2 separate regions of the Mus musculus genome follow, and region 1 is linked to region 2. A link is a loop called in an ENCODE intact Hi-C map of the cell type or tissue named here. Cell type or tissue: left cerebral cortex. All regions are shown on one strand. Links, peaks and the distances in the headings refer to the core of each region. The heading gives the core; the rest is flanking DNA. Region 1 overlaps Fut9 (fucosyltransferase 9). Region 2 has its middle 130 kb from the start of Gm24965.

Region 1 (17,015 bases), core at 4,503-12,502, 350 kb after region 2:
GATTGGGGTAGGCGCTGTGTTCCACTCACCAGAGGTCTTAGGGTCCCGTGGGGAGTCCCGTGTGGGCCCTTGCGGGTGTTGGGCAAGACTCTGCTGTCAAGGTAGCCCGGGGCTCGAGTCTCGAGTCGAGCGGAAGGGACTTGTGCCCCAGATCAGGCCCGGGTAGCCTGCTTCCCTATGTACCGCAGTCTCAAGTTCCGCGCGATTGGATTGGGGCAGGCACTGTGATCCACTCACCAGAGGTCTTAGGGTCCCGTGGGGAGTCCCGTGTGGACCCTTGCGGGTGTTGGGCAAGACTCTGCTGGCAAGGTAGCCCGGGGCTCGAGTCTCGAGTCGAGCGGAAGGGACTTGTGCCCCAGATCAGGCCCGGGTAGCCTGCTTCCCTATGTACCGCAGTCTCGAGTTCCGCGCGATTGGATTGGGGCAGGCACTGTGATCCACTCACCAGAGGTCTTAGGGTCCCGTGGGGAGTCCTGTGTGGACCCTTGCGGGTGTTGGGCAAGACTCTGCTGGCAAGGTAGCCCGGGGCTCGAGTCACGAGTCGAGTGGAAGGGACTTGTGCCCCAGATCAGGCCCGGGTAGCCTGCTTCCCTATGTACCGCAGTCTCAAGTTCCACGAGATTGGATTGGGGCAGGCACTGTGATCCACTCACCAGAGGTCTTAGGGTCCCGTGGGGAGTCCCGTGTGGACCCTTGCGGGTGTTGGGCAAGACTCTGCTGGCAAGGTAGCCCGGGGCTCGAGTCACGAGTCGAGTGGAAGGGACTTGTGCCCCAGATCAGGCCCGGGTAGCCTGCTTCCCTATGTACCGCAGTCTCAAGTTCCGTGCGATTGGATTGGGGCAGGCACTGTGGTCCACTCACCAGAGGTCTTAGGGTCCCGTGGGGAGTCCCGTGTGGGCTCTTGCGGGTGTTGGGCAAGACTCTGCTGGCAAGGTAGCCCGGGGCTCGAGTCTCGAGTCGAGCGGAAGGGACTTGTGCCCCAGATCAGGCCCGGGTAGCCTGCTTCCCTATGTACCGCAGTCTCGAGTTCCGCGCGATTGGATTGGGGCAGGCACTGTGATCCACTCACCAGAGGTCTTAGGGTCCCGTGGGGAGTCCTGTGTGGACCCTTGCGGGTGTTGGGCAAGACTCTGCTGGCAAGGTAGCCCGGGGCTCGAGTCACGAGTCGAGCGGAAGGGACTTGTGCCCCAGATCTTGGCAGGTGTTCTAATGAACAGATGAAGTGTACATCATCAGCTCTTCTTACTGTTCCTGTTGTTCATTATTGATCTAGTTATATATTTCCTCCCAGGACCCCTTTCTACTGCAGCTCTCTCTTTAATGTATCTTCCACTGCCATTTCTGTGTCTGAGAAAGTCTTCCTGTGGTCCCTACTGGGCAAGATGCTTTCACTAGGAAAAGGATTTGGGTTTCAGCACATTAAGTCACCCCACTGTTAGCTGCTTCCTTGCTTCTAGTTAGTCGAGTGCCTTTATTTCTTTTTTTAAAATAACTGTACTCTGCACATACTACATTTTGAATTCCTTGATTCTGTACATTTATAATCATCACCATACTTAATAAGTTTTCATCATTGCCTATTAAAATGTTACCCTAGCCCTCATATCTCCTGCTTCTTTACAAACTTCTACTACACATGTGTCAGATGGCTTGAAGTTTTTCCAAAGCTATATAATGATTAGTTTATTGTTTGCATTTCTGTTTCAGACCAGATCATTGCTATTGTCTTATATTCAGTCACATATATTGTCTTTGGCAGTGTCTGGGACATGGATAACCTCACGTATTTTAGAAAGGGTGATAATCTTATCTCTAGAACTCAATTAGAGCACTAAAAACTTCCTACATGTTTCAATCCCTCTTTTACCCATTCTTTTGAACACTTACATGACTATTTTGTATTAGATAGTATTTTTTGTAATTTTTTTCATTTGTTGGATGCAGATATTTATATGTCTGTATAAATGGTGTAGTTTGGTTCAGTTCTAGAGTCAATTACAGTCTGGGACCTTTCCTTTTGACAGGCTTTATTCAAATGCTACCAACACCTCCTATGATATTTTGCATATCGTTTCAACATTTGATAAACTGTGAGATTTTTTCCCATGTTGCCTGACTATAGTGCTATCCGTTAATGGGTACATTGATCTCTGGAGATGCATTTCTGCTGTTTTTACATGGTTCTTTGCTCTGCCATCAATACTATCTTGTCTATCAATTAATACTTACCAGATTGTAGTATGGTCTTATTGCATGTACTGAGAAATATTCTGTGGATATTTTTTCATCTAAATGATTTTTTTCAAGAGTTCCATTCAGCATCCTTTGAGTCCTTGTGTATGATACACATGCTTACTGAGTTTTATTTATTCTTCGCTTTGCAGAATAAGCATTATAAAATGTAATGTGATTCTGTTTCCCTGCACAGTAGCTAGTAGTACAAATTCTTTGATTCCATTTATTTATATTTGGGTTCTAGGTTCATTAAAACAGAAAACAAACATCAGGGACTCTGCCTTCTTATATGTGAGGTCTAGACCCAGCTACACTTTTCCCACCCTAGAGTTCACAAATATTAAAATATTAATTTTGGGACAAAGGAGCTTTTACGTTTCTTTAATGTTACCTAATGACCGAGAAGTAATTAAAACACGATTCTGTATATTGCAAAAGCAATAGTCTGTGAACTTCAGCCGAACAGATGAACATTTGAGGAAAGCTAGTTGAGTCTTCCTGTTCTAATCTACTGTTCGCTTAGAGTAGTAGTGCTGTGCTCTGAAGAACTACAAGGTCGGTATGTTTTGGAAATGGTTGTGCCATGTTCTCATTGAGTTCTAAGAAAGCCTTTGTAAAAGAAGCCTTCCCATTGCTTAATTCAGCATTTCCTGAATGACATTTAAGCAGACTTTTTATTTTTTTAAATGTAACATATTCTTGGAAGCTATTCCAGGCAAGAAGGAGCTATAAATGTGCCTTCTCTTTTCTTATTTTAATCTCTTACTTTTCTTCCTTCCTTTTTCCGTTTTCATTTTATCAGTTTTTCTTTTTTTTTTTTTAAAGAATGATTTTTTTTAATTAGGTATTTTCTTATTTTACATTTCAAATGCTATCCCAAAAGTCCTCCATACCCTCCCTACCCACTCCCCTACCCACTCACTCCCACTTCTTGGCCCGGGTGTTGCCCTGTACTGGGGCATGTAAAGTTTGCAAGACCAAGGGGCCTCTCTTTCCAATGATGGCCGACTAGGCCATCTTCTGCTACATATGCAGCTAGAGACATGAGCCCTGGGGGTACTTGTTAGTTCATATTGTTGTTCCACCAATAGGGTAGCAGACCCCTTTAGCTCCTTGGGTACTTTCTCTAGCTCCTCCGTTGGGGACACTGTGATCCATCCAATAGCTGACTCTGAGCATCTACATCAAGGTTTGCCAGTCACCGGCATAGCCTCACAATAGACAGCTATATCAGGGTCCTTTCAGCAAAATCTTGCTGGCGTATGCCAGTTTTCCTTTTAATAAAGACTTGCATTTCAGGAAGACATTTCTAATGGGGCCATATTTTCATTGTTTTCGAAATCTTCCTGGGCTAGCTTTTTGCTAGAACACACAAGTACTTTTTATGATATATAGTGAATTCATATTTATGTACCAATTGAAATATCATATCACCAGTGGAACATTCTGCCTCCAGTCAACCCCCTACCAGTATAAATTCACATGCTTATATATAAATACATGAAAAATAATGTAATACAATAATATCATTGATACCTGTCATTAATGAGCACTAACTACCCATCTTAAAGCATCACAAATCCAGGATGGTTTTGCTTTTACTAGTCTTACAGAGAACTAAAGTTCAATTCCTAGAATCTATTAGGTGACTCACTACCATTTGCAACTCCAACTTCAGGAGGTCTGATATCCTCTTTTGAAATATGTAGGCATTATGTGCATCACATATATATTATTTCAAAAATAATAAATACTTAAAAATCAGTAATATTTAATATGTACCAAAGTCATTATGATTATAACTCTTGATTTGCTCCAAAGTTCATAATATTCCTTTGAACCTCTAAAGAAAAATCCTTCAGTTGTCTACACATGCTGATTGAATCCTTTTCTCAATATTTCTCTTGGATTCTAATCAGACTTACTGCACCATTCACCATAGTTTGTTGTTGTTGTTGTTGTTGTTGTTGTTGTTGTTGTTGTCTAAGAGCCATTTATAAACTGGTGATGCCAAGAAAAGCAAAGGACCAGGCCCCAGTTTCCTTGAACTTTAAGCAGCATTTGGGGGAGTCAATCCTCCTTTAGACATCTTGTATTCTAAGACAGTATATTTTTATCATTTTTTTGTCTTTTGTTTTTTGGCATGTCACTAGAACCCACTTTTTCTAATTTATTCAATATCTGAATCTCTGTAGCTTGTAAAGTGCAACCCTTCCTGATTTTACTTATTTATTTATTCATTCATTTATTTATTTTGGTTATCGCACTGATAATTCATACTGATAATGTATTTAGTATACTGACCCTTGAGGTAACAAGCAGTTGGGGGTGGGGCATAGCTATCAACCTCTCCTTATTTCTATCTCAGCTTCTTTATTGGGGGAAAATAAACACCCAGCAACCTGGGAATTAGAGCAGTATCTACGATAAAACATTCAGAATGTTAAATGAATTAATATCTACAAAAGGCCAAAGGTAAGGTCTGGCATTGTATGTGAGCTGGGATTTAATCTATACCCCGGTGACTTATAAAAATCTACTAACCCAGATTTTCACAATGAAACTGTGGATCAAATATCCAACTACCTATATTTGGACTCTATGTTCCACTTCAGTTTCAACGTGCACGTCAAACTTTTATGCATAACATGTAAAACTTTATCAATCCAGTTAACTGACTCAATGCCAACAACATCCAAATGCAAAGGCTAAGAGAATTGGAAGCATATTTGTCTTTTCTTTTAAGGCCAACCAAGTAACAACCGAATATAAAGTTGTTTTGCCTTCACATTATTTTAGTTTACCTCAACCATGTTACGTCACGATCTCAACCATCAAAATACTTCAACTTACGTGTTGCCTAAGCTTGATGTTCACGTCTGAAACATTTTTTTTATAAAAGAAAAGTTTAATTAAATATTTCCTCTGCTTAAAAAGTTCCTGTGACTTCCTTTCTCCAAAATTCCGAGCTGAAACCATTACTCTCTCTAACAAGACTGTAACTTAGCACTACTAAGGGGAGTGTGAAGTAGCAGAGCAACTCTGTAAAGCAGTGTGAAAGTTCTTAAAGACAGACAACACCCAAGGTGCTAGATAAGCCAGATATACCAGGCCTGAGTTATATTACATACATAAAGTATGAAAAACATAGTCATAAATATAGAATGACAAGTACTTTGTACTTTTACTCATAAAATATTAAAGAAAACAAATAAATAATTATATATATAATATATATACACACACACACATATATATATGTATATATGATATAAGTGTTTTGTGTGAGTGTGTGTGTCTGTGTGTGTGTGTGTTTGTATTTGAGAGTAGTGATTTACAGCTTTAACTCCAGCACTTGGGAGGCAGGGGCACACAGATCTCTGTGAGTTCGTGTCCTGATTGCTAAGAGAGCCAGAGAAGAGTGAGCAGACAGAGAAGAGAGAAGGGCAATTAAGAGTGCAGTCACGAGTCTGTATTTAAAGCACTATATCTACATGAAGGAAAAGGTCACACTGTAAACATTAATCCATGCAACTGATATACATTAGTTAAAACAGACAAACAAAAAAAATTAAAATGAAAAATCATATAAGAGAATCACTTCCAAATAAAGATACAACATATTCCAGAGCAGCCCAGATGTTCTAAGTACATTCTGAGATGAAAGAACTCTCCCTGAAAATGAAAGACCTTGAAAGGCACCCAGTTGAATCCCTGTTCCCAGTATGGATGAAACACATTGCTAGCTTAAGAAAATGAAGATAAGATTTGAAGGTGGATAACTCGGGAGAATAAATAACTTTAGGTGCCTCTTACTAGACTCTAGGTCTTATTTTCTCAAAGTATTTTTAAATCACAGCTTCAAAGCTCACACATTCTCATCACATTCTCATCACATTCTCTGCTAGGCAGTGTTTCAGAGAAAACACATTGATGCTTTTGCCACACTCACTACATACATTGTTCTTGCCATAGTTCAAAATTCCAGTAATATTTTAGGAGACATTTTCCCTCGTGATACACAATAGTCTATCATTTGGCTAAAACTATAGATTGTTTTTTGTTTGTTTGTTTGTTTGTTTGTTTGTTTTTAAGCAAAAGAATATAAACTGAATTTTCCCATTTCTCCATTCCTTAGCAAATTTCAGGTTTAACTCTGTATTCTTGCTTTCCAAATTCATTGTCAGTTTTAACAAATTGCTCTAGTCTTTCAGAGTCTTTGAAAATTGTACTAAAGCCATCGCTAGATTTCTCAGCATGCCTTGTCTATGATTGAATTGTTGGCTTTTAATTTATAATTATAGGCAGATTCATTAGTAAGGTATCTGTGACTTTAAAGTCTGGCCTGAGTCACTAACCACTTCCCTTTGGTAAACCAAAGTATCCCACATCATTATTAACTACACTACCGAGCTTTCAAATCCATGTGCATTTACGTGTTCCACAGCTATATCTTACAAGTTATTTTATCTTACTAAAATCCAGTTGATTCAGGTAAAACACAGATTCATGTGTAGAATATTTTCCCTGAGATTGAGTTGCATGCTTCCCCACTGTAGCCCATAGACCTCTCTACAAACTCCTGCCATGGACTTTAGTAAAATGTACCATGATATCCATTTGCAACCGCCTCACATGTCTTTTATGAATGAGTTTTGCCTTCAGTTTTCTCTATTATCAGAAGGTGCACGTAGAAGTTACTCCATCAATGCTTATTAAATTAACAAGTAACCAAGATTCTCATCGTTTCATCTTAAATATAGAGTTCTACATAAAGTTTACAGCTTTCTCTGAAATTATTGTAGGAAGCAAATTGCTAAAATGACTCACAACAGTCTGGGGGAAGAGAGAAGCCAGCGCCTCACTTAAAATGCTATTTTTGCTTCATGAACATATGGGCCCTGTCCGTTTTGTAACCGAAAGAAAATTCCATTCTTCCAAACAAAACTGCATGTTATTGTGATCTCTCCTCTGTTGCTACTTTTACAAAACACCTTTGCATTTCTTTATGAAATGTCAGGAACAGTATCTCATTAGCACCCATGAGACAGAGAACTAAGACTTGAAGTACCTTGGAGTACCTCACTGAAAATCAAATGAAAATGTCAAAGTGCAGTAAAATCATGCTTTTTTGGAGTATAACTTGAGGTCATTTATGTCTGCGTTTTCAGGGCCAGAAACTTTTTTAAAAGCCAAATTCCTACAAGGAAAGGCTCATCAATAAATAGTCAGTGTCCCTGCACTTAGATTGAGTAATTAGTTTCAATGGCAGACTAAAAAAATTCAATGGAATGAGAACACAGTGACCTTGAATTTTATATAGCATCTTTCCTAATTGAACTGTAAGCTAGCCCTTGAGATTGTTATTCAGTCTACTACAAAAAGGACAATGGAATATCAATAAATCTCCTCTGATTTGTGAATTAGTTTTCAAAACGCTAATGTTGAGTCAAAATGGCTCGAATTTATTTCCAATACAATAGCAAAGGAAAAAATTACTTGTTCTTACTCAACCACTTGTATTTACAGGCAATACATTCACAAGGAAATTTGCAAGGGCCGTTTATAAAAGTAATGGTCACATTGGGAGTTGAACGTGTTTCTAATTTTTGTTTTAATCATGCAATGTCCTAAGAATTAATTTAAATTATGAAAATGATTACTTCATTTAAATCTCCTTTAATCTTAAAAACCTACTTGAGCCAATGGTAAAGCATAATATTGAGACTGTAGAGTGCAAGCTTAATTATAAGAAATCTTTGGACATGATATGCAATTAACTATGGAAGAACCGAGGTTTGGGGAAGAAATTTAATAAGCAATTAAGAGTTAAAAATCTACACTAGAGGGTTAGTATGTAGAATTAAACAAGCCTTAAAGGAAGTACTCAGCAAGGGCAAAAATGCAAACAAAAGCTCTAAAAAGGTAATTTGAGGATATAATTTGAAATGGTGGACAGACTTGTGTAATTGATTTGTGTTTGGGGCATACAAAGACAAGAAGAAAAGGACATATGTAGTTGAAGTTTGAAGACCATCCATGTCTTTCCAAATTTAACTGCTGAGACTTTAGCTCTAGTAGTGAGGAATTATGAGACTGTCTGAGTTTTGTAAATAGGAACAGGATGTGGGAAATATCTGTCACAAGAGAGAAGATGTAAAACACTTAAACAACCCAGTGGAAATAGCAGTGCAAACGGGACAGAAGGGAATCCAGAGACGTATTACATGATTTCCAGTCAGAATTGAGATTTTCTCTTTACAGGAAAGTGAAGCTGGATGTGGCAAGCATAGCGTGACAGGATCATACACTTTCCCCTCTGCCAACTCCTCCCTTCCTTTCTCCCAAAAAACTTAAGGGTCTTCAGGTTCTCTCTGTCTCTCTGTGTCTGACTCTTTCTATCTCTCTCTCCCCCGTCTCTCCTCCTCTCTCTCCCCTCCAGCCTCTGTCTCTCTCTGTATCTGGGTCTCTCTCTTCTCTCTTCTCTCTTCTCTCTTCTCTCTTCTCTCTTCTCTCTTCTCTCTTCTCTCTTCTCTCTTCTCTCTTCTCTCTTCTCTCTTCTCTCTTCTCTCTTCTCTCTCTCTCTCTCTCTCTCTCTCTCTCTCTCTCTCTCTCTCTCTCTCTCTTCTCCCCACCTCTCTGTCCCCCTCTGTCTCTCCTTCCCTCTCTCTCTCAAAAAAGAAAGAAAAGAAAACTAATAAACAGCAATAGAAATAAAGGAAAAGTCAAAGGTCCAAATAAACACAACCCCTGAGAACATACACATGAATAACCAGATATAGGCCAATCAACTTACATTTAGAAATGTATATGTGTATCCATATAATCATGTAATAACATTTAATGGAAAAAGAAGACAGAGATTTGAAAGAGTAAAGAGGGGCACGTGGGAGGATTTGGAAGGAGAAGTGACAAAGAAGAAATGATACAGTTTTATTAGGATATCAAATCATTTTTAAATTCAAAAGCAAACACAACAAAATAAAACTTGAAGTCCATTTTGTGTGAACCATCTACTCCTAGCTATAGGGCTTTCCTTGGCGTGTGATTGACAAACTAAGTGTCACTTCATTGGAACAACCTGATCTTTTTTTCTCAGTAGTCAATTGTAAATAGCTTCTTGGTTAGGGGTGGGACATTTTGTGTGTTTTTGGTCTCAGTAAGTGATGTTGGTTAGAACCTGTTTGGGTCTTTTGGGTGTCATCACAGTTTCTGTTAGCTTATTTGCATATCAATCCGTTGTGTCTGAAAAGACACTGTTCCCTTTGTATCATCCACTAACTCTTGCTCCTACAAACTTTCTTCACCTCTTCAGTGTACATCTTTTATCTTAGAACACATGGATTTGATAAAATATATCAGTCACAAAAGGTAGACTTACAATAGAAATGAAAATCTACATAGATTTTAACCTCATTTTACTCTGTAGTTCAGGCTAGCCTCAAGCAAAAAAGATCTCCCTGCCTCTACCTCCCGAATCCTGGGATTAAAGGCATGCTACACTACCACTCTCAACTTAACTTGAACATCCTTAGTCTTGAAAAAAAATGATAAATATTTGTGTGCACATGCTCACAAGCACACACAAATCTTCAAGAATAAATTCTAATGAAAATCTTAAGAAAACAAATATGAACCTTCCTTGTATGTTCATTCTCGTGATGGCTATTTTTCTCATTGGAGAGAAAAGAAACATTTCCTCTTTCATACTCTCCCTCATTACCCAATTAACATCACAAGAACCCAGATTTTTTAGCCCACAATGAACCCAAAATGTTTAAGTATGAAGATACATGTAACTAATAAGCAGAGCTGTTGGCCCATTTGTTTCCATGCATGGATGTTTGTATCTATTGTATTAAGACATATATACTTTTACAAGGTAGTTGGTAGATGTTTCTATAAAATGTCATGAAATTTCCCTGATTTATGTTTCTTTACATATATTGAAATGCCAGGTATCTATATGGAATTAACTAGAAGTTCCGTTACAGGGATCAGTTTTTAATTTGCCTGCATGCGCAAAGGATGCCATTATCCACTGGAATGGCAAATCAGTACTCATCAAAAACTTTGCATGTGAACAAATTAAATTTGTCTTAATTAAAAACATAGCTTTATATTAGTCAATCATTAACCAGAACAAGAACTCTGGGCCCTTTATTTCTTATTGAAAAAATTAACACATGATTATTTTTTCCTTTTATTAGAATCTTCTGTCATGAGATGTTTTGTAAAGTGAGAATTTGATGTTTGGGTACTTTCCTTCAAAATGTGCAATTTAAAAGGCTGGAAGATGGCTGAGTAAGAGGAAGATTGTTCTAGAGGATACAAGTCTGGCTCCTAACACCAAGATCGTGAGGTTCACAACTGCTACCATCTCCAGTTTCATAGGATCTTCTACCTTCTGCATGTACCTGCACACATACACACACACACACACACACACAGAGACACACAGACACACACACACTCACACACACACAGAGAGAGAGACACACACACACAGACACACACACACTCACACACACAGAGAGACACACAGACACACACACACTTACACACTCACACACACACACACACACACACGCATGTGCGCACACATACACACACATGCATATACACTCAAATTAAAAGAAGTTATATTTAAATTTTCTTTCTCAAAGTTTTCCTAGAGGATTTATAGATATGCTGATGCTATAATCATCTGTAATTTAGAGACATTTTAAGATTTCAGTTGTCATAATTACATATGACTCATTGAATTTGAGTTCCAAGTCAATTCATCTTAAGATATAGATAGATACTCTTGGTTCCATGACCCAGAAAAAAAATAGCAAAGCGAATAGTTAAGTTGACATTCTCCATCCAGATATACTAAACTGTGTGTCTATGCATAACATATGCAATAACATATATGTAATAACATATGCAATGAACATCCATACTGAGACACGTTTTGAGACAACTGCCAGATGACTTTGATGGTGAAGACAATGATAAAGGCCAAGAGAATATAAGGCAACACCCAGGGTTTCTCTTGTTACCATTTAAAAAGTAACTGGAAGAGATGCGTAGGCTACTGGTGCCCAGCCAGGCAACCTATGCTGTCAGTCAGCTTGAAAGGTGAAAGAGGAGTAGCTTGAGAATTATTACAGGTAATAACATACATAATGAGTTCATGTTGAGTCAAAAGACTTTACCTATGTCAATGTCTATATCCTATCTATCTATCTATCTATCTATCTATCTATCTATCTATCTATCTATCATCTATCTATATCTATCTATCTTTCTAACATCTATTTTCTTTATCTACGTGAGGGTAGGTGTAGAGGTCTTTCTTAAATATATCCTTTTTCCCTATTCACCAGATTCTATGTTTTAGGTAAACAAAATTCTTATCTTGCTTTTTTCATATGCAAGAAGCCAACATTACCGCATTCCATTATTTTACAAATGACTTCCTTACTCAAATCCTTATTAAATCCATGAGAGACCCATTAATTTTCAGGTTTGCCATAATAAATTAGTACAGAACTTAGTGGATTAAAAGGACCTTATTTTCTCACAATTTAAATGGAAGATTTACCACGGCTCAGCTATTACAGCACCCCATAGGAGCAGTCTCCTTTGCCTTTCCTTGGCTTCTGAAGGCTGTCACCAACCCTTGAGATGTAGTATATCACCTATCTCCTTTCTATCTTTATGTATTCTCTTTCCATGTCTCCAAATCTCTGTCATTACAAGAACAGTTACTAGGGGACTGAGGGGACATAACAATCCATTGTGACCTTCTCATAATCTTAGCTTCACTAAGGTCATTCTGCTTTTATATTATTTTGCTGTGATGGGGATAGCGCCAGGCCCTGGTCATGCTAGGTAAGCATTATCCCATTGGGCTGCATCACCTGCTTTATTGATGCAGCCTTGGCAAAGGAAACTTGTATAGATTCAAGGTATAGAGCCTGATGTTTTGTAACATAATTACCATAATCAAGCTAATTAACATTGCCATCTTAAGTGGACTACATCAGCAAAACCTGTATTCCCAAGAAAACTTAAGGTTCGTTAGTGGAGTCTGGAATGAAGATTTCAACCTGACATTTGTATGAGACATAACTTAACTCACATTAGGACACTAATTGTGTGTTGATATTTAGCAGGAAAATCAGTTACTATAATTTTTATTTACATTTCATTCAAAAAAACTCTAGTGTTCATTAGGTATCTAAGGATCTTTGTGTGACATAACACATAATCAGTGTACTGCAGGGACCAAGGTAGTCTTATATATTACTATTTTAGTCTGTTTATTTTTAAGTTATAAACAAGTATGTGTATTTGCACAGTACAATTTGAAGTTTTCATCTATGGACAAATTGAAGAAACAAGCTATTCACGAAACTACCCCCTTACCCCTATTATTTTTGTGATAAGAATTGAAAGTATGATAAAGTTGAAGTACGTAGCACATTAGAGAAGCTATACTCAATATTCATATCCCACATTGTATATGCTGTGATATATAACTTTCCTTCCTCACCTCCTATCTCTGATAATAACTGTCCATTTCTATGATAATTTGTTTTTAAATTTACAAATAGAAGGCATCATATAGTATATGTCTCTGCTTAGCTTTTTACACTCAATATTATACCTTTGGGTTATACATATGGACATGTATATATGCATATATAAGCAAATATCACATTATTTTTAAATCATGTGTTTGCCCCTTTTCACTCTATTGTATTCTTTTTGATTGTCTAGAATAAATTCCTTTCCTTTGATCTTTGAACAAAGCACCTGCTTTGGAAGATGCCTGTGCTTGAAGTGTGCTTTAAGTCCCAGAGTAGGGAAGCTCACTGTCTTAGAATTCTATTGCTATGATGAAGACTACAACCAAAAGCAATCTGGGGAAGAAAGGGTCTATTTCATCTAACACTTCTAGGTAACAGACCATCCCTGAAGGAAGATAGGCAGGAGCCTGAGGGAGGGAATTGAAGCAGTTCCCATAGAAGAGTGATGGCTTATTTGCTGGTTGCTCTCAGCATTCTTACCTTCCAAGCTCCCACAGTATGTTCCACCGATCTCTGAGCACTCAACAGCTTTTAAATCCTTAAATGCCAGTTTCAAAACACCTTTACTGTCCTCCACAAAACAATGTGGTCAGATTTGTTACAGTCAAACACATTTCTAGTACCAATTTTTGTTGTAGTTACTGTTTCTACCGCTGTGGTTAAAAACAAAAAACAACAACAAAAAAAGCCTGAATAAACAAAAAATAAACAAAACCAAACAAACAAAAGCTGTTACTAAAAGAAAGTTGGAGAAGAAAATGTCATTTACCTTAGATTACAGTTCCACATCATAGTTCCTCATGAGGGTCTTCAGAAGAGGAACTCATGAGAAGAACCTAGATAGGGAACTGATAAAAACATCATGGGAAGTTCCACTTTCTTGCTTGACCACCATCCTTTCATGGCTTCCTCAGCCTGATTTCTTCCAGCACCCAGGACTGCCACCCCAGTGATGGCACTGCTCACAGTGACCTGGTTCTCCCACACCAATCACCAATCAAGAAATGTACCACAGGCTTGCCCATGAGCAAATCTGGAGAGGACATATTCTTAATTGTGTTTTCCTCTTTCAAAATGATTGTAGCATTTTTTTTAGGCTGATATAAAACTAGACAGCACTCTCATAAATTTTCCTTCCAAGGTCTTAAAAGAACAAAGTACCCCGACCATACCCAAAATATCATGCTAATGTTCATGTTGAGACATTAAACTCAGCTGCATATGTATCAAAAGATGGCCTAGTAGGCCATCACTGGAAAGATAGGCCCATTGGACTTGCAAACTTTATATGCCCCAGTACAGGGGAACGCCAGGGCCAAAAAGTGGGAGTGAGTGGGTAGGGGAGTAGGGGAGGGTATGGGGGACTTTTGTGATAGCATTGGAAATGTAAATGAGAAAAATACCTAATAAAAAAACAAAAAACAAACAAACAAAAAAAATCCATCATGCCAGCCTGTACACTGCCATGCTTCCTGCCATGGTTGTAATGGATTAAACCTCTGAACAGTAAGCCAGCCCTATTAAATGTTCTCCTTTATAAGAGTTGCCATGCTCCTAGTATCTCTTCATAGCAATAGAAACACTAGTTAAGAAACTTGGATTTCTGAGTATGTGGGAATAACATTGTCACATAGAACTGTTTACAGGACTGAATGAGGGTATAGACCATAGACTGTCTTGTTCTCTTTCTCTCACTCTTCCTCTTTCTCCCTGCTTCCCTTTCCTTTCTGTCTCCTTCTTACTGAAACAGGCATGGGCATACAACATAAAACTGCCTGTATATTATAATCATTGTTTAATTACATGCTGCTGTTATTGTTGTGAGGTTCAAACTCTCAGGCCCTAGCTCATCTTCCCTGCCTCCTGCATGTCCTCCATTGCACTTCCCATGTCTCTGATCCACTAAAGTCAGATGACGTTTTTGTCCCAGACTCTATTATCCTCCCTCTTGTCTGTGAGCATGCTGCACTGTGGGTTGCCTTTTAGCATTCACTGGGCACAGTGTATTTTCTATTAAGCCCCTGCCAGGAAAAATGGAGCACTGCTACATTTGTGTCCCCAGACAAATATTTTGTACAAAGTTCTTCATTATTCTTCCTTTTCTTTTTCCTCTAGATATGAACTTTTCAAGGGCGAGGAGAATGTGTTAGTAAAGTCTGGTATTCATAACACCTAGTCACTCTTGGTTACATAGAAGGCATTTAGAAAAACCGTATGTTGAATTAATGTGGGCTTGTAGACCCAGTCTAGTAATTGTGAAGCCATAAAATTCTATTTAAAGTACAGCCACAGGAATTGACTCTGTGACCCCTTCTAGCTGCAAATCTAATGTATTGCTGTAAATGGCATAAAGTAATTGTCATTATTTGTTCAAAAGTCATTGTCCTTTAATCACATCTACTGATTTGAACCAAGGGGCATGTGTCCATTAACAGAATGAAGTTTTGAAGATACCAACAATGGTAATAGCAGCATCATTTAATGTCCTCTAAAGTTTTCTTCTTTCAAGTTAGGTTTCCATTTCTAGTTCTCTGTTCTTTTGATTTGAATATAATGCAGCACTGTGATTAATGATTTTCTGTCTCTTTGATCAACTAATTGAGCATGAATTGAAAAAAATATGTAAAAGTAATATTTTGCCTTTGGTAATTTTCACTCAAATGTACTATAGTGTCCTGTATAAATATTCATTTATATTACTCAAGTAAACACATCTATATAGAAAAGTAATATATTGTGAGTCATCAAAATTCAGATCCATGAGGTATCATGGAGGGTAAAAGTTTTTTGTCATGAATGTAAAGACCTGATTTTGAGCCTCTGAAACTGCATAGTGGAAGCAAAGAACCAGGTCACATAAATTGTTCACAGATGTCCATACACAGTCTATAGTACACACACACATGCACATTCACACATATACATGCAGATATACACATTCACATACAGTAAATCAGTCTAAAAACAAATATATTTACATTAAAGAAATAATAAAATTGATACTGGAGAGATGGCTCATTATTTTAGAGTACTGACTGGTCCTCCAAAGACTTAGGTTCAATTCCCAGCATCAATTTGGCCTCTCACAACCCTCTGTAACTCCGATTTCAGGATATGTGGACCCAGTATACTCTTTTGGTCTCAGTGGGTGACATGCAAACAAGCAGTAGGCAGATAGACATCCAGGCAAAATACCCATACACATAAAAGGAAAAAAGAGTAAAAGAAAATGAAAAAAATCAAATTTAAAATATCTCACAAATGCAAACATGTCCTCTCTCTGATTACCAATATTTTAACTGCCCAGACACAACTATTAAAATGGCCTTTGGGATGATTTCCAGTTATCTATTGAGATTTGAATGAGTTCATGTTAGTCCTTTACTGAAACTCCTTCTATCACATGGTGCTTTGAGAATCTGAGTTCCTTAGACTGGGTTTCAAGCCCAACAAGGTGCTGAAAGAACCTAGTGGGGAAACCCCCACTCATATCCGAGTCGGTGTGTACCCAAAGAATCATGAGAGACCGTCTTGATGCAAACACATGAGGTAGTTTAATGATGGAGCTCCAGACTAACATGTATCTCACACAGGAGATAGCGGTTGTCGGCCACGTGGCTCAAAAGCTAGGGGTTTTTATAGAAAAGGGTCTGGGGCTAGAGGAGGAATTGGCGTGGTTTCACATGATTGGTTCATTTAAACATTAGCAGACTGTACGTGCAGACTGAGGTAACAGCAGAGCATCTGGTTAACATTTAACCCATGTCAGAAGGGCGGGAGATAGGGAGGCGCCTGGCTAGTCCGGTCTGGTTAACATTCTCTTTATCTTTATGGCCAAGCAGCCTCAGGAATGTCTTAACGACGGGCCTGCCTGGGCACGTCCTGCCCTGTACTGCTATGTTCTCAGCCCCAGGTTTCAAAGCTCACAAACAACTCTTTGGGCTATTTGACATAAATTACATGAATCACAGGTCTCAAGTTTTATTTTCTTTCAGTGCAATCCTTCTATAAGTTCTGTTTCCTGTCATGGCACCAACTACAGATACAGTCATTTTTTTTTTCTTGTCCTCTAATATGGATTATTTGTTTCTGACTTGTGGTCTTTGTGTCTGCCTTTGCATCTTAGAAGGTCTAAAGTGTAAGGTCTGGATATGACCTTAAATTCAAACATGAGACTAGTGTCCTGGGGCTTCACCC
Region 2 (17,015 bases), core at 5,351-13,350:
TGGTGCATTCTGGGGTCCCCCCCTAACCTCCTATTTCCTGAGGTTGCCTGTTTCCATTCTTTCTGCTGGCACTCATGGTTTCAGTCCTTTTTCTCTCACCCAATACCAGATGTGTCATATGTACAACCAAGATTAGCCATTGCGATAAGAGATTTATTTATACCTCTGAACTAAGTATAAATTACATATATTGTTATTATTTACCCTTAATAAAACAGCATATATTTATAGAGTAATATAATCAAAAGCAATTAAGCATGATATATTTACTATAGTACTTATCAAATGCCTAATAAATGTTCTTAACCACAGAAGAAAAAAAAATAATGGTTCAGATTCATGCCATCACATTTACTTGTGAAATATTTTAAGTTTCTACAAATGTGAGGTTTTTTTTTTTTTTTCAAGTCTTTTTCTAGTGGTATCAATGTTTGAAAAAAAAACAGTATTTATTTCAAAGAATATCTTTCAGTTCATGTTCTGTCTACTGTTTCCATGTAATTATATTCAATTTATCTACTTTTGACATAAACAGTATGAGTGCTTTTCGGTTTGAAGCCCAAATGAATTATTTGTCCTACATGTAATAAATGAAACATAACCGTGTAGAGTCATCACCACTGGCAAACTTTACATCTTCCTTTTGAAACACAAAGGTCTTCAGGAAGCCTTCCACATTATGTGTGACTTCATGAGTGCCCAGGGACTAGAACTGCAAATCTTTTGCAACCTAAATATAGCAAATATTATTGTAGCATATATCATTGCTTGTATATGTAAAGTATAATTAAAGTCTTTTATTAACTTCAAGTTAACACCCTACCTACCAAAAAGGCAAGATCGAATTATAGCCACAAAACAAGAATAAAATAATTTGAACATTTTTGAAAGTGAGCTATTAAAAAATTTATACTCCTAACCTTCTTGAAGTAAAGAATTATTTTAAAAATGAAGTTTTTAAAATGATGCTCCCCCACCACCAGTCCTCCCCACTCTTTGGGGCATCAAGTCTCTCAAGGACTTGGCACATCTCATCCCATTGAGGTCAAACCAGGCAGTTCTCTGTTGTATATGTGTTGGGAGTCTCAGAGCATCTCATGTATACTGGCTGGCTTGTGGCTGAAAATGTTTAATAAACATAACAGATTTTTTTTCCAAATTGCTCCTGGATTAGATTACAAATTTTATTGATTAATTTTGCATCAATATTTGTATGAGAAATTAGTCTGAAGTTCTCTTTCTTTGTTGGGTCTTTGTGTGGTTTAAGTACCACAGTAACTGTGGCTTCATAAAATGAATTAGGTAGTGTTCTTTCTGTTTTTATTTTGTGGAAAACTTTGAGGAGAATTGGAATTAGGTCTTCTTTGAAGGTCTGATAGAATTATACACTAACCATCTGGCCCTGGGGTTTTCCTGGTTGGGAGACTTTTAATGACTGCTTCTATTTCTTTAGGGTTTATGGGACTATTTAGATGGCTTATTTGATCCTGATTTAACTTTGGTACCTGGAATCTGTATAGAAAATCATCCATTTTACCTAGATTTTCCAGTTTTGTTCAGTGTAGGTTATTCTGATGTCGTTAATTTAAAAACTGTCTCTGTGCACTCTGGCTAGTCTTGCTAAGGATTTCTGATGTCGTTAATTTAAAAACTGTCTCTGTGTACTCTGGCTAGTCTTGCTAAGGGTTTAATTATCTTGTTGGTTTTCTCAAAGAACCAGCTCCTGGTTTAATTGATTCTTTGTATACTTTTCTTTGTTTCTACTTGGTTAATTTCATCTACTCCTGCCATCTACTCCTCTTGGTTGTGTTTGTTCTTTTTGTTCTAGAGCTTCAGATATGCTGTTAAGCTACAAGAGTATGCTTTCTCCAATTTCTTTATGTAAGCACTCAGAGCTATGAGTTTTCCTCTTAGCCTAACCAATACAGATGCAAATCCTCAGTCAACCAGCAGACTGAGCTCAGGGATCCAAATGGAGGAGTTAGGGGAAGGACTAAAGGAGCCAAAGGGATTTGCAACTCCATAGGAAGAAAACCAATATCAACCAACCAGACCCCCCCCCCCCCAGATCTCCCAGGGACTAAAACACCAACCAAAGTGTATACATGGAGCAACCCTTGGCTCCAACCATATATGTAGCAGAGGATTACATTATCTGGCATCAATGGGAGAGGAGGCCCTTGGTCCTGTGGAGGTCACCAGAGCAGGAGAATGCTAGGGTGGTAGGTGAATGGAGGGGCACCCTCATAAAATAAGAGTGGAGGGGTGATGGACTAGGGGTTTGTGGAGGGAAAACCAGGAAGGGGGGATAACAACTGAAATGTAAATAAATAAAATAACCAACAAAAAAAGGAAAAATATCTCAGGTAATTGATGACATTTGTGTTAATATTAACATTTTATTCCTATTTTTTAGTGTTCTGTACTGTTCATCCAGATGTGGAAAAAAATTAAATACGTGGTGATGTTAACATTGATTTTGTACTGTAAAGTCTTAAATTACTTAAAATGAAGACTATTTATGATATCATGTCATTTCACAAGTGTCTACCTGCAAATGTTTCCCTAGACTGCCAATTTCTATGAACATAGCGTCACCATGAATAAGTACATTTAATCAAGAAAAGTCCCATTTTCACAAACTATCCCACGTAATTGGAAATCATCTGTCTTTTTACTTAAGGAATAGTTCCCAGCTAGAATGAAGGATCAAACCACAACTTTACCTTAAAGAAATTCCTATATTTTTAGTATTCCAAAATTTTCTGACAAATTAATATAATTTCTGTTATTATATCCACAGCAAATGACACAGAATGGCATTCACATTTTCATTTCCTATTATTGATCCTTAGTTTTTCATGGCCTAATATATGTATAGATAGATAGATAGATAGATAGATAGATAGATAGATAGATAGATGATAGATAGATAGATAGATTTATAAATAGATGATAGATAGATAGATAATTAATTTTAGAGAATTTTAGAGGTTTTTACTATGAAAACAGACATAACTTGAAGTATTCCTGGAAAGGTAAATATATTTGTGTGTGTGTGTGTGTGTGTGTGTGTGTGTGTGTGTGTGTATTCATATACACATAAACACATGTAAAAATGCAGTAGAATTCAGTTAAACACCACAACAACTCAACTGACTCTGAATGACCTTCTATTCACACACTAAGAATATACAGCATATTGACAGATTGAAATGTTAAGAGACAGAAAAACATTAATTAAAGAAAGTACCATCACCACAACTTAAAAATCAATCTCTCTATATACACCAAGATTTCTTCCTGTTTATGCTATTAGTAAATCAGACTATAGGTCCCAGAAATAGTCCTATTTCAAAAGTAAAATGGTCATAGAACAAAGAACATAGGCATTTCAACAGAACAAGTGTAGTCATTCCAACAAATTGTTTTAGAACACTAGAAAGATTCCATGAAATAAAATGAGCCCAGACCTACATCCTTTATAAGTATCTACAAAATATTAATTTAAAATGAATCAAATTTTATATAAGCTAGATGTTAAAAGAAATTGCAAAATAGAAGGAATTCGTCTCAGAGAGTAACAGAATATTTTAAGACAGATTTTTAATTAAAATGTAAAGGTATAACAAATGATATAATTCATAACCTTTGCTTTATTAAAATAAAATACTATGATATATAATATACATTGTCTGGGATAGGAAGAAAAGACACAGACTGGAAGCATGTGTTGCATATATACATATCTTATAAAAACATTAAACTAGTATGTATAACGAACTCCTTAGACTTAATATAATATATAAAACCCAGTGTTAAAAAAATAGTTTTATCCAGGACACCAAAAGCTACATATAAATAAATAAATTGATAGATAGATAGATAGATAGATAGATAGATAGATAGATAGATAAAATTTCAAAGTCTGAAGAGGCACCTTAGTAAACAAGATATAGTATAGAATGGAGCATAATTTTAGAGAAATATGTGTTTTATTATTTTTCATCAAGAAAATGAAAATTTGAAAATGAAATAGTACCTGATATGTGCTAGACCAGTCAATGTACCAAACATAATAAGCAGTAAGTTCTGGCAGGAATATAGAACAAGAACTATTACAGATTCCTGTTTGCACAGATGTTTTGTCAAACGGTATGACATTTATTTTTAGAAATCATCATGGTTTGATCATACAATCCAGTAATTGCTCTTCTGGGAATTTACCAAGATGAGCTAAAAATGGAATGTTATACAAATGTGTGAACATAAGATGTTGCAGTGGGGTTTTGATTTATTTTTGGTTTGGCATTGTTTCTAACTGCTCAATCTTGAAAGTCACCAAAATATATTGAATTCATATGTTCTTCTCCAGGTATATATTGAAATGTGACTATGAATAAGTATTATTTTATGAGTGACCTTGGTCATGTTGTATGCTTTTAATCCTAGCACTCAGGAGATAGAGGAAAATGTATCTTTGTAAGTTTGAGGCCAGTTTGCTCTACCCAGTAAGATCTAAGATGGCCAGTAGTATAATCAAATACTCTGTCTCAAAATCAAAACGAAAGTATTTGGCTCTTTTAAAAAAGGTACCAACTGCAGCAGCAGTGGTGGCATATGGCCTTTAATCTTATCACACCAGAGGCAGAGGCAAGTGGATCTCTGTGCGTTTGAGGCCAGACTGTTCTATAGAGTGAGTTCCAGAACAGCCAGGAATACAGAGAGACATTCTGTCAAAAAAACAAAAACAACAAACAAACAAACAAACAAACAAAAACTTAAGTGGGAGTGCAGCACCAGAGCTTCGACAGCACTTTGTAAGCACATGTGAAGACAAAAAAAAGTGTCATGTTTGAGAAGGAAAGCACATGTTATTAGACAAAGTGATGCCCAATAACTTCACTACAGACTTGTCTTCAAAATTTGTAAGGAAATTTCTGCTGTTCAGATATCACTAAATGGAATGTAACCAAGTTTAGGGTGTCGTTTAATGACAGAATGAATCATAAGAGGAGAATGATAAACTGGTACACTCAGGCAATGGGAGAGGATTTACTACTATAAGAAAATAACCAAACCAGTTGCAACAAGATAAGAGAAAAATTTATTAGTACTACTAAATGAAGAAAGTAACTCTACTGATCTATAAAAATATAATTCTGAATGAATGACATTTTGGTAAAAATATAAAAAAATGTAGACAGCAAAAAATTAATGATCATTAAGGATTTGAGACGGTATCAACCCTCTATCATATGTGGGGTTAGTGAAGATTTTTCCAACCTTAAGGTTACCAATTTGTCCCATTGACTATGTTCTTTGCCTTACTGAAGCTTTCTAGTTTCAAGAGGTCCCATATATCAATTCTTGATCTTAGAGTATGAGCCATTGGAGTTCTAGGAAATTTCCCCTATGCCAATGAGTTCAAGGTGCTTTCCCAATATCTCTTCTATCGGATTCAGTGTATCTGGCTTTATGTTGAGGTCCTTGCTCCACTTGGACTTGAGATTCATGCAAGGTAAAAAAAAAATGGGTTTATTTTCATTTTTCTACATGCAGACAGTTAGACCAGCACCATTTCTTGAAGATGTTTTCTTTTATCCATTGTATATTTTTGGCATCTTTGTCAAAGACAAAATGTCTATAAGTTTGTGGCTTTATTTCTGAGTTTTCAATTCTATTTCATGAATTGAAGGTCATCAACATGTCTATTTCTGTACCAGTAACATGCAGTTTTTATTACGATTGCTCTGTACTATAGTTGAGATCAGAGATAGTGATTCCCCCAGCAGTTTTTTTTTGTTGTTAAGGATTGTTTTAGCTATTCTGCATTTATTTATTTGTTTGTTTGTTTTTGTTCTTGTTTGTTTGTTTGTCTTTGCCTTTCCAGATGAATTTGAGAATTGCTCTTTCCATGTCTTTGAAGAATTGTGTTGGGATTTTGATGAGGATTGCATTGAATCTGTAGATTGCCTTTGGTAGGATGGCCATTTTTACTATGTTAATTCTGCCAATCCATGAGCATGAAAGATCTTTCCACTTTCTGAGATCTTTGATTTCTCTCTTGAGAGACTTGAAATTATTGTCATAGAGATCTTTCACTTGTTTGGCTACAGGTACTCCAAGATATTTTATACTATTTGTGGCTATTGTGATGGTAGTTGTTTCCCTAGTGTTTATCATTTGTATAAAGGAATATTACTGGTTTATTTGAGTTAATCTGATATCCAGCCACTTTGCTGAAGTTGTTTACCAGCTGTGGAAGTTCTCTGGTAGAATTTTGGGGTAGCTTATGTATACTATCATAACCCTGCAAATAGTGACACCTTTATTTCTTCTTTGCCAATTTGTATCCCCTTGATCTCCTTTTGTTGTCTTATTCTCTAGCTAGAACTTCAAGTACTATATTGAATAGATTTGGGGAGAGTGAGCTTCCTTGTCCATGATTTTAGTGGGATTGCTTCAAGTGTCTCTCTATTTAATTTGACATTGACTATTGGTTTGTAGTAAATTGTTTTATTACATTTAGGTATGGGACTTGAATTCCTAATCTCTTCAATACCTTTAATATGAAGGGGTGTTGTATTTTGTAAAATGCTTTTTCAGCATCTAAGTAGATGTTCATGAATTTTTTTCTTTGAGTTTGTTTACACGGTATATTATGTTAATAAATTTTCATACATTGAACTAACCATGCAGCCCTGGGCTGAAGCCTAATTTATTGTGGTGAATAATGGTTTTGAGAGTTCAAGACGCTAGCCACCAAAAAACCAACAACATAAACAACTAGATAGAGAATTTGCAGCAGAGGAATCTGGAATGGCTGAGAAGCACTTAATAAAATATAATAAAATATACTGTGTTTTAATTCATAAGCTATGCCAAAGAACAAATAAAACTAACCAAAGGAGGATAAGTATGCAATTGATTTTGAGAAAGCTTATAATTTTAGAGCTATTACCAAGTTGAATATTGCAAATATTCTTTTAAAAATATTAAAAAAAGATATGAGAATAAACTTAGATTTTTATTAATATGTGGCACTCTGAGGATGCAAACAGTAGATAAGCATGAAGATAAGTTCTTAGTTAGAGTTGGAGTTTCGATTAGGATCTTATTTAGGAGATGGGCTTTTGGGGGGCATTGGATGGGTTGATGCATCCTTTCAATGCATTAGATAATCTAGTGTGACTGCCACGAGCCATGTGCACAGGAGCTTTAGTCACCTAGGCCCAACATGTATTTATCAACATCCAATCCGTGATTTCATCTAATTATATCTGGCTACTTACCTCTCACATCAAAATGCCAAAAGGAGGTACACTAAAACTTAGCATTAAATATCAGCATGACAGGAATGAATGAACCAGACAAGTAGTATTACTCTTTGAAAGAGTAGAGGATTCAAAGCGCATAAGATCATAGTTTGATTAATCTCTTTGAAGTATAACAACCTTTCAGAATATGAAAGAGAAAAAAAACTAGAAGATTTATCTGTGTTACACATGACCCTGGGTCTTATTCAGGCTACAGTGCTTTCTATGAGTTAGGGATGAATTTTAAAGCATAAAAAATAGCATGTTCTGAATTCACAACAGGACACGTGTACACCAAAATTAACTAAGAAGGAACCAGGGACAGTTTTGGCTATAAACCACTGTCACATTATTATTTTATTATTTCCTTTTTATAGATGTTAATATAATTATATTACTTCCATCTTCCCCTTTTCTCCCCCTAAACCCCCTGGTAACTCCTTGATCTTTCTGAAATTCATGGCAGCTTTCTTTCATTAATTGATGTTCTCTACACTCGTAAGTTCTCGCTGCATGAATGCCTACCCATGAGATAAACAACAAAGCAACAGCAGATATACGAACATGAGATCTGAGCCACCAACCAGGCAGCATACAGTAGCTAGTCTAAGGCCCCCAACATATATTCAGCAGAAGACTGCCTGTTTTGGCCTCAGTGGGAGAAGACTTGAGGCCCCAGGGGGTGGGGAACCTGGGGGGCAGAGGGACATCCTCTTGGAGACAGTGGGGAGGAGGAAAGGGATGAGGCACTGGGGGAGAGCAGATAGGAAGGTGTCTTAGTCAGGGTTTCTATTCCTGCGCAAACATCATGACCAAGAAGCAAGTTGGGGAGGAAAGGGTTTATTCGGCTTACATTTCCATACTGCTTTTCATCAGCGAGAAAGTTGGGACTGGAACTCAAGCAGGTCAGGAAGCAGGAGCTGATGCAGAGACAATGGAGGGATGTTCCTTACTGGCTTGCTTCCCCTGGCTTGCTCAGCCAGCTCTCTTATAGAACCCAAGATTACCAGCCCAGAGATGGTCCCACCCACAAGGGGCCTTTCCCCCTTGATCACTAATTGAGAAAATGCCTTACAGCTGGATCTCATGGAGGCATTTCCTCAACTGACACTCCTTTTTCTGTGATAACTCCAGCTGTGTCAAGTTGATACAAAACTAGCCAGTACAGAAGGGGTGCAACAACTGGATTATAAAAAAATAAAAGTAACAAATAACAGCAAAAAAGAGGTTCAGTAGCTCATTCTAAAGCATATTTCAGTATTACTGTGTATCAAACAAAGCGGCTATACATTTTACATATGCAGTTACTAGTTAGCCTAAGATAGATTCCACTACCTACCATACTCATTTTAAATCAAGGTAGGAGATGCAAAATAAGTGCTCAACTATCTGATTCTAAAGCTTTAAAAGGGAAACTTCTGCTGTAGGAATAAAAGCTATGACTTGCCAACATTTAGATGATACTTAGGAATATGCTAAGATGAGATCATCAAAGAATGACTGAAAATAGCAATGAGATAAATGCCAAGGACAAAGTCTGCAGTCCTCCAGAGTTTAAAAGCTGGGCAAAATGAGAAAAAATAGCAGGAAAGACTTAGCTGGAGTACTGAGAGTGCCAAGAGTGGCTTCTCTTGGAAGCCATATGATTCAGGGTATGCTACAAAAGTAGAAAGAAGATGGAATAGGAGAGAAAGCATGAGAGGGAGAAAGGGTGAGCAGAGGTGGCAGCTTAGGAAATTGTCTCACAATTTGTAGAAGTTGACAAATTGGAAAGGAGGGTAGATCCAGGGGAAATGGGTTGATTGGATGCTGTGACCCAGAGTAATTTTAGTCTGAAGGCAGTATCTCTTCTTTAGGAGAGCTTGAAGTTTTTCCTAAAACTCAATCACGATGAGACTTTCCTATGTGGTAGAACTAAACTCAGCTTACTAAGTTTATATTTGTGAGTGCTTGTGTGTGTGTGTGTGTGGGGGGGGTGCTTCAGAAGATAACTCATAAAAGTTTGTTTTATCCTTCCACCATACAGGTCTCAGAGACTGAAGTCAGGTTGTCAGCCTGTATGGCAAGAGCTTTTGCCTTCTGAATCATTGTGCAGGCTCTGGTCTACTGATTTAAATACTAGTATTTCTAAACACATCAATATTATCATATAGGTATACAACTAACAGATTATTATAATAGTTTGGTCTAGCTAAGCCAACACACAAACTTTACCATATCCACACACCATTGAAAATTGAGAAGGATTAAAGGAGGAAGTACTTTGATAATCAAATACTATCAAATGCTGGAATAGATAAAGTAAGATTGAGTAAGGGTTGAAATTTAAAATGACCACTTGTATTAGTAAAACAATGTTTGTGTGGCTTACAGGGTGACTCATTTTAGCAAGGATTGCAGAGTGTAAATGAAAAAAAAAATTCAAAGAGGGACACAGGCCGAGTCATAGCAAAGTGTTCCTCCAGGGGTTTTACAATGCCATAAATAGCACAGACGCTTGATTGAATGGCATGCCTGAGAAAGCTTTGGCTTATTTTTACTAAGAGAAATAAAATCTTTGCTGATTGGAATGACCTGGTGAAGAAAATAGAGAAATTCATATCTTGAATAGTTGAAAAAGAAGAAAGGAATAAATTTAGAATAGTGTTCATGAGAACTGGGTGGATGCTGGATATTGAGGATGCACATGGGGATGATGTGTGTTGGTGGATTTAAAAAGACCTCATCTGGCTCTGTCTCAGGAGATTGCACAGGGCTGCACAGTCTGTGCAGGTGCACATTCCCAAATGCAGAAGAGCTGCCTGTGAACTCAATTCTCTGTAACTCGCATTGCGTAATCCTTAACAGTTCTATCTTTGCCTTTACTTTATGAGGTTTCTTGAGAAAAAAGAAACTTAAGTTTGAGAGGAGATATATAATTCTGCAGTCCTCCTTGTCAGCTCATCAGCACAGCCTTAGGGTCACATGTCAATACAGAATTCTAGCAGTACCATTAGTCTGTGGGGTCTATACAAAATCTAAAAGCTGTACAAAGTCAGGGATATAGTTAAGCCAAGATTCTATTACTATAGAAGTGAGTTCTTTTACCTCAAAAACTGCTGTAATGTGACAAAAACCAAGCAGAATTTAATATGCTTTTAATAACTTTATCTTCCAACATCTTTTCCTGTTGTCTTGGCAATAAAAATATCTGGAAGTGGCATACAAATAAAAGATTGCCTTTCCTTATCAGTAAACCACAGAGGGTGTTTAGAGTCTATCTGGGACCCTCCACCTCTAAGTTACTACTCATAGCCTAGACAGAGCATTTTCTTCTAGCCTGTAGAGAAATTTTAATCCAGAAAATGACTGCTCTGGCAAGGGATCAAAGACTTTCTAGATCTATATGATTCATCTGGAATGCAGAATACACTGGATTACAACATGATCTTTCTGTAATACAGACACAACCTTAGTATTCACTTTAATACCTATCAGTGAAGGTAAGGCTAGTTTGTCAAAGAAAGCAGCCATGTGTGAACATCTGACTGAGGGGAAGACAAAATGATGAATCAGAGAAAGATTTGACAGAGAGAGTCAGAGATAGGCTACATCCAACTCACCCGAGAGCAGCTCATGAAAGAGAGTCTACTTCAGAGCAATGAACAAGTAATCAGTGGTGTGGTGTGTGTGGAAGCTTTACCAGAACAGTTTCACAGAGAGATGTTTCAGAGAGAACAAGCTGAACACTGAGGAATACAAAACTAGCCAGAGAATGTTAAAGAGCCAGAATATTAGAACTTCTTCAAAAACTTAGTATGATGCTGTACTTTGCCCTACCTCTCCACTGGTAGTACACAGGTGTTGCTGCCATGCCACCAAGAGGAGGCAGAGAAAAGTAGAAAATGGGGAGTCTGCAATGGTTTCCCGTCTCCTCTCTGGGTACATGGATACTTCCAGCATACCTCCAGGAGAAGGAGTCAGAAACCAGGGGTCTGAAGTATAATTTTCCCTCTGGGTTTCTGCACCCCAGGAGAGAGAGGAGTTAGAGCCTAAGACAAGTAGAATCTGGTCTGACTTGGAGTGATGGTCCAGAGTAACAGAACAGCTAGAGGGGAGAAAGCCTTCTACACAAATGCTAGGCATAGCTCTTTAGTCAAAGACTTTCTCTCCATGATTCTTAATAAAGCATCTCTCTGAGATGATCCTTGCTTGCTCATATTGCTTTATTTTGTAGTGGAAGTAAAGGTATATATTTTATTCAATGTGAACCAGGATAGATATACATTTTGGGGCTAATAATTACCCAGGAAGGGAAGCTTGTTGCCAGAAGATAGAAAGACCTCCCATACTCATGGATCACTAGAATTAACATAGTGAAAATGGACATCATACCAAAAGTAATTTACATATTCAATACAATTACCAGCAAAATTCCAACACAATTCTTTGCAAACCTCGACAGAGCAATTCTCAACTTTATATGGAAAGAAAGAAAGAAAGAAGGAAAGAAAGAAAGAAAGAAAGAAAGAAAGAAAGAAAGAAAGAAAGAAAGAAAGAGAGAGAGAAAGAAACAATCAAAACAGGATAGCTAAAAATAATCCTGAACAAAAAGAACATTTTGGAAGGTATCACCATCCCTAACTTCAAACTGTAACACAGAGTAATAATAATAAAAAATGCATGGTACTGATATACAGACAGGTGGTTCAATGGAATCAAATCAAAGATCCTGAAATAAATCTATACACCTATGGACACCGGATTTTTTTTATAAAGAAGCCAAAACAATATAATGGGGAAAACAAAGTATCTTCAACACGTGGTGCTGGTCTAACTGGATGTCTGCATTTAGAAGAATGAAAATAGATCCTTATCTATCACCCTGTGCAAAACTCAAGTGAAAGTGGATCAAAGACCTCAACATAAAACCTAATAGAACAGAAATGGAGGAGTAACCTTTAACTCATTGGTGCAGAAGACTCCTTCATAAACAGAACACCAATGGCTCAGCTTCTAAGATAAATAATTGACAAATTGGACCTTATCAAGCTGACAAGCTACTATAAATCAAAGAACACTGTCATCAGGCCAAACGGCAGCCGGCAGATTGGGAAAGGATCTTTACCAACCCTGCATCAGACAAAGGTGACTAATATCCAAAATTTATAAAGAAGGTAAATACCAACAACCCAAATAACCCAATTAAAATTTGTGGTGCAGAGCTAAACAGAATATTCTCAACAGTGGAATCTTGAATGGCTTGGAAATATTTAAAGAAAAGTTCAAAGTCTTTAATCAGCACCCACCAGAATGGCTAAGTTCAAAAACTCAGGTAATAGCACATGCTAAGAAGGATCTGAGTCAGGGGAACACTCCTCCATTTCTGATGGGTCTGTAAACTTGTACAACCACTTCAGAAATCAACTTGAAGATTTCTCAGAAAATTGGGAATAGTTCTATCTCTAGGTCAAGGTTTACCACTCCTGCGCATAAACCTAAAAAATACCCCACTTTGCCACAGGGACTTTCGATCAACTATGTTCACAGCAACTTTATTTGTAATAGCCACAAACTGGAAACAATCTACATGTCACTAAACTAAATAATGAGTAAAGAATATATGGTACATGTACATAATGGAATACTAATAAGTTATTAAAAAACAAAGACAACATGAATTTTGTAAGCAAAAGGATGGAGCTAAGGGGATCTGCAACCCTATAGGTGGAACAACAATATGAACTAACCAGTACCCCCAGAGCTCATATCTCTAGCTGCATATGTATCAGAAGATGGCCTAGTTGACCGTCAGTGGAAAGAGAGGCCCATTGGTCCTGCAAACTTTCTATTCCTCAGTACAGGGGAATGCCAGGGCCAAGAAGTGGGAGTGGGTGGGTAGGGGAGTGGGTGGGGGAGGGTATGGGGAACTTTTGGGATAGCATTGGAAATGTAAATGAAGAAAATACCTAATTAAAAAAAAGAGTCCCTTCCAGTCCACTCCAGCACCGGGGTGCCTTGCCCAAGGAGTCTCCAGACACCCACAAAGACCCACACAGGATCACCCACAGGATCCTAAGACCACTGGTGAGTGGAACACAGCCTCTACCCCAATCCAATCATGTGGGACCTGAGACTGCATTAACTAGGGAAGCAGATAACCCGGCCTGATCAGGGGCACAAGTCCCTTCTGGTCCACTCCAGCACCGGGGTTCCTAGCACACGGAGTTTCCAGACACCCCACGAGGTCCTCACCGGACCCTCCACGGGATCTTAGGACCTCTGGTAAGTGGAACACAACTTCTGCCAGGAGGCAGGTTCGAACACCAGATATCTGGGCACCTTCCCTGCAACAAGAGAGCTTGCCTGCAGAGAATACTCTGACCACTGAAACTAAGGAGAGAGCTAGTCTCCCAGATCTGCTGATAGAGGCTAAGAGAGTCACCTGAGGAACAAGCTCTAACCAGAGACAAGTATAAAAACTAGCTTCAGAGATTACCAGATGGCGAACTGCAAACATAAGAATGTTACTAACAGAAATCAAGACCACTCACCATCATCAGAACCCAGCACTCCCACCCCACCTAGACCTGGGCACCCCAACACACCCGAAAAGCAAGACCCGGATTTAAAAGCATATCGCATGATGATGGTAGAGGACATCAAGAAGAACTTTAATAGCTCACTTAAAGAAATACAGGAGAACAAAGCTAAACAGGTAGAAGACCTTAAAGAGGAAACACAAAAATTCCTTAAAGAATTGCAAGAAAACGCGACCAAACAGGTCATGGAATTGCATAAAACCATCCAAGACATAAAAAGAGAAGTAGACACAATAAAGAAAATGCAAAGTGAGGCAATGCAGGAGATAGAAACCCGAGGAAAGAAATCTGGAACCATAGATGCCAGCATCAGCAACAGAATACAAGAGATGGAAGAGAGAATCTCTGGTGCAGAAGATTCCAAAGAGAACATAGGCACAACAATCAAAGAAAATAAAAAACACAAAAAGATCCTAACTCAAAATATCCAGGAAATCCAGGACACAATGAGAAGACCAAACCTACGGATAATAGGAGTTGAAGAGAATGAAGATTTTCAACTTAAATGGCCAGCAAATATCTTCAACAAAATTATAGAAGAAAACTTCCCAAACCTAAAGAATGACATGCCCATGAACATACAAGAAGCCTACAGAACTCCAAATAGACTGGACTAGAAAAGAAATTCCTCTCGACACATAATAATCAGAACAACAAATGCACTAAATAAAGAGAGAATATTAAAGCAGTAAGAGAAAAAGGTCAAGGAACATATAAAGGCAGGCGTATCAGAATTACACCAGACTTTTCACCAGAGACTATGAAAGCCAAAAGAGCCTGGACAGATGTTATACAGACACTAAGAGAACACAAATGCCAGCCCAGGCTACTATACCCAGCCAAACTTTCAATTACCATAGATGGAGAAACCAAACTATTCCACAAAAAAACCAAATTCACATATTATCGTTCCACAAATCCAGCCCTTCAAAGAATAATAACAGAAAAAAAAAACAATACAAGGATGGAAAACACGCCCTAGAAAAGCAAGAAAGTAATCCCTCAACAAACCAAAAATAAGACAGCAACAAGAACAGAATGCCACTCTAACAACAAAAATAAAAGGAAGCAACAATTACTTTTCTTTAATATCTCTTAATATCAATGGACTCAATTCCCCAATAAAAAGATATAGACTAACAGACTGGCTACATAAACAGGACTTAACATTCTGCTGCTTGCAGGAAACCCATCTCAGGGAAAAAGAAAGACACTACCATAGAGTGAAAGGCTGGAAAACAATTTTCCAAACAAATGGTCTGAAGAAACAAGCTGGAGTAGCCATTCTAATATCGAATAAAATCGACTTCCAACCCAAAGTTATCAAAAAAGACAAAGGGGGGGGACACTTCATATTCATCAAAGTTAAAATCCTCCAAGAGGAACTCTCAATTCTGAATATCTATGCTCCAAATGCAAGGGCAGCCACATTCATTAAAGACACTTTAGTAAAGCTCAAAGAACACATTGCACCTCACAGATTAATAGTGGGAGACTTCAACACACCACTTGCATCAATGGACAGATCGTGGAAACAGAAACTAAACAAGGACACAGTGAAACTAACAGAAGATATGAAACAAATGGACTTAACAGATATCTACAGAATATTTTATCCTAAAACAAAAGGATATACCTTCTTCTCAGCACCTCATGGTACCTTCTCCAAAATTGACCACATAATTGGTCACAAAACAGGCCTCAACAGATAAAAAAATATTGAAGTTGTCCCATGCATCCTATCAGACCACCATGGACTAAGGCTGATCTTCAATAACAACATAAATAATGGAAAGCCAACATTCACGTGGAAACTGAACAACACTCTTCTCAATGATACCTTGGTCAAGGAAGGAATAAAGAAAGAAATTAAAGACTTTTTAGAGTTTAATGAAAATGAAGCCACAACATTCCCAAACCTATGAGACACAATGAAAGCATTTCTAAGAGGGAAACTCATAGCTCTGAGTGCCTCCAAGAAGAAATGGGAGAGAGCACATACTAGCAGCTTGACAACACATATAAACGCTCTAGAAAAAAAAGGAAGCAAATTCACCCAAGAGGAGTAGACAGCAGGAAATAATCAAACTCAGGGGTGAAACCAACCAAGTGGAAACAAGAAGAACTATTCACAGAATTAACCAAATGAGGAGTTGGTTCTTTGAGAAAATCAACAAGATAGATAAACCCTTAGCTAGACTCACTAGAGGGCACAGGAACAGCATCTTAATTAACAAAATCAAAAATGAAAAGGGAGACATAACAACATATCCTGAAGAAATCCAAAACACCATCAAATCCTTCTACAAAAGGCTATACTCAATAAAACTGGAAAACCTGGACGAAATGGACAAATTTCTAGACAGATACCAGGTACCAAAGTTAAATCAGGATCAAGTTAACGATCTAAACAGTCCCATATCCCCTAAAGAAATGGTAGCAGTCATTAATATTCTCCCAGCCAAAAAAAGCCCAGGACCAGATGGGTTTAGTGCAGAGTTCTAGCAGACCTTCAAAGAAGATCTAATTCCAGTTCTGCACAAACTATTCAAAAAAATAGAAATAGAAGGTACTCTACCCAACTCATTCTATGAAGCCACAATTACTATGATACCTAAAACACAGAAAGTTCCAACAAAGATAGAGAACTTCAGACCAATTTCCCTTATGAATATCAATACAAAAATACTCAATAAAATTCTCGATAACTGAATCCAAGAACAAATTTAAGCAATCATCCATCCTGACCAAGTAGCTTTTATTCCAGGGATGCAGGGATGGTTTAATATACGGAAATCCATTAACATAATCCATTATATAAACAAACTCAAAGACAAAAACCACATGATCATCTCCTTAGATTCAGAGAAAGTGTTTGACAAGATCCAACACCCATTCATGATAAAAGTCTTGGAAAGATCAGGAATTCAAGGCCCATAACTAAACATGATAAAACAATCTACAGCAAACCAGTAGCCAACATCAAAGTAAATGGTGAGAAGCTGGAAGCAATCCCACTAAAATCAGGGAGTAGACAAGGCTGCCCACTTTCTCCCTACCTTTTCAACACAGTACTTGAAGTATTAGCCAGAGCAATTCGACAACAAAAGGAGAT

The links. A loop is a pair of places that touch in the nucleus more often than their neighbours do. Peaks named below come from ENCODE experiments on the same cell type or tissue, not always from the same donor. Only the 100,000 strongest peaks of a DNase experiment are listed, where the experiment ranks them.
Region 1: it touches region 2 in a loop (5-fold over the local background); 2 of 42 quality-filtered maps call a loop at or near these places.

The regions. Positions count from the first base shown.
Region 1 is chr4:25,711,865-25,728,879 of GRCm38, reverse strand. All of the region lies in intron 1 of Fut9 (fucosyltransferase 9), which reads left to right. Among named protein-coding and RNA genes, the nearest start is that of Fut9, 80 kb to the left of the region's middle. In left cerebral cortex, for the core only: no CTCF peak of the experiment used is centred there; DNase peaks (open chromatin) are centred at 6,054, 7,121, 8,410 and 10,686; H3K27ac peaks cover 3,994 bases.
Region 2 is chr4:26,062,711-26,079,725 of GRCm38, reverse strand. No RefSeq gene overlaps it. Among named protein-coding and RNA genes, the nearest start is that of Gm24965, 130 kb to the right of the region's middle. In left cerebral cortex, for the core only: no CTCF peak of the experiment used is centred there; DNase peaks (open chromatin) are centred at 8,896 and 10,075; H3K27ac peaks cover 1,776 bases.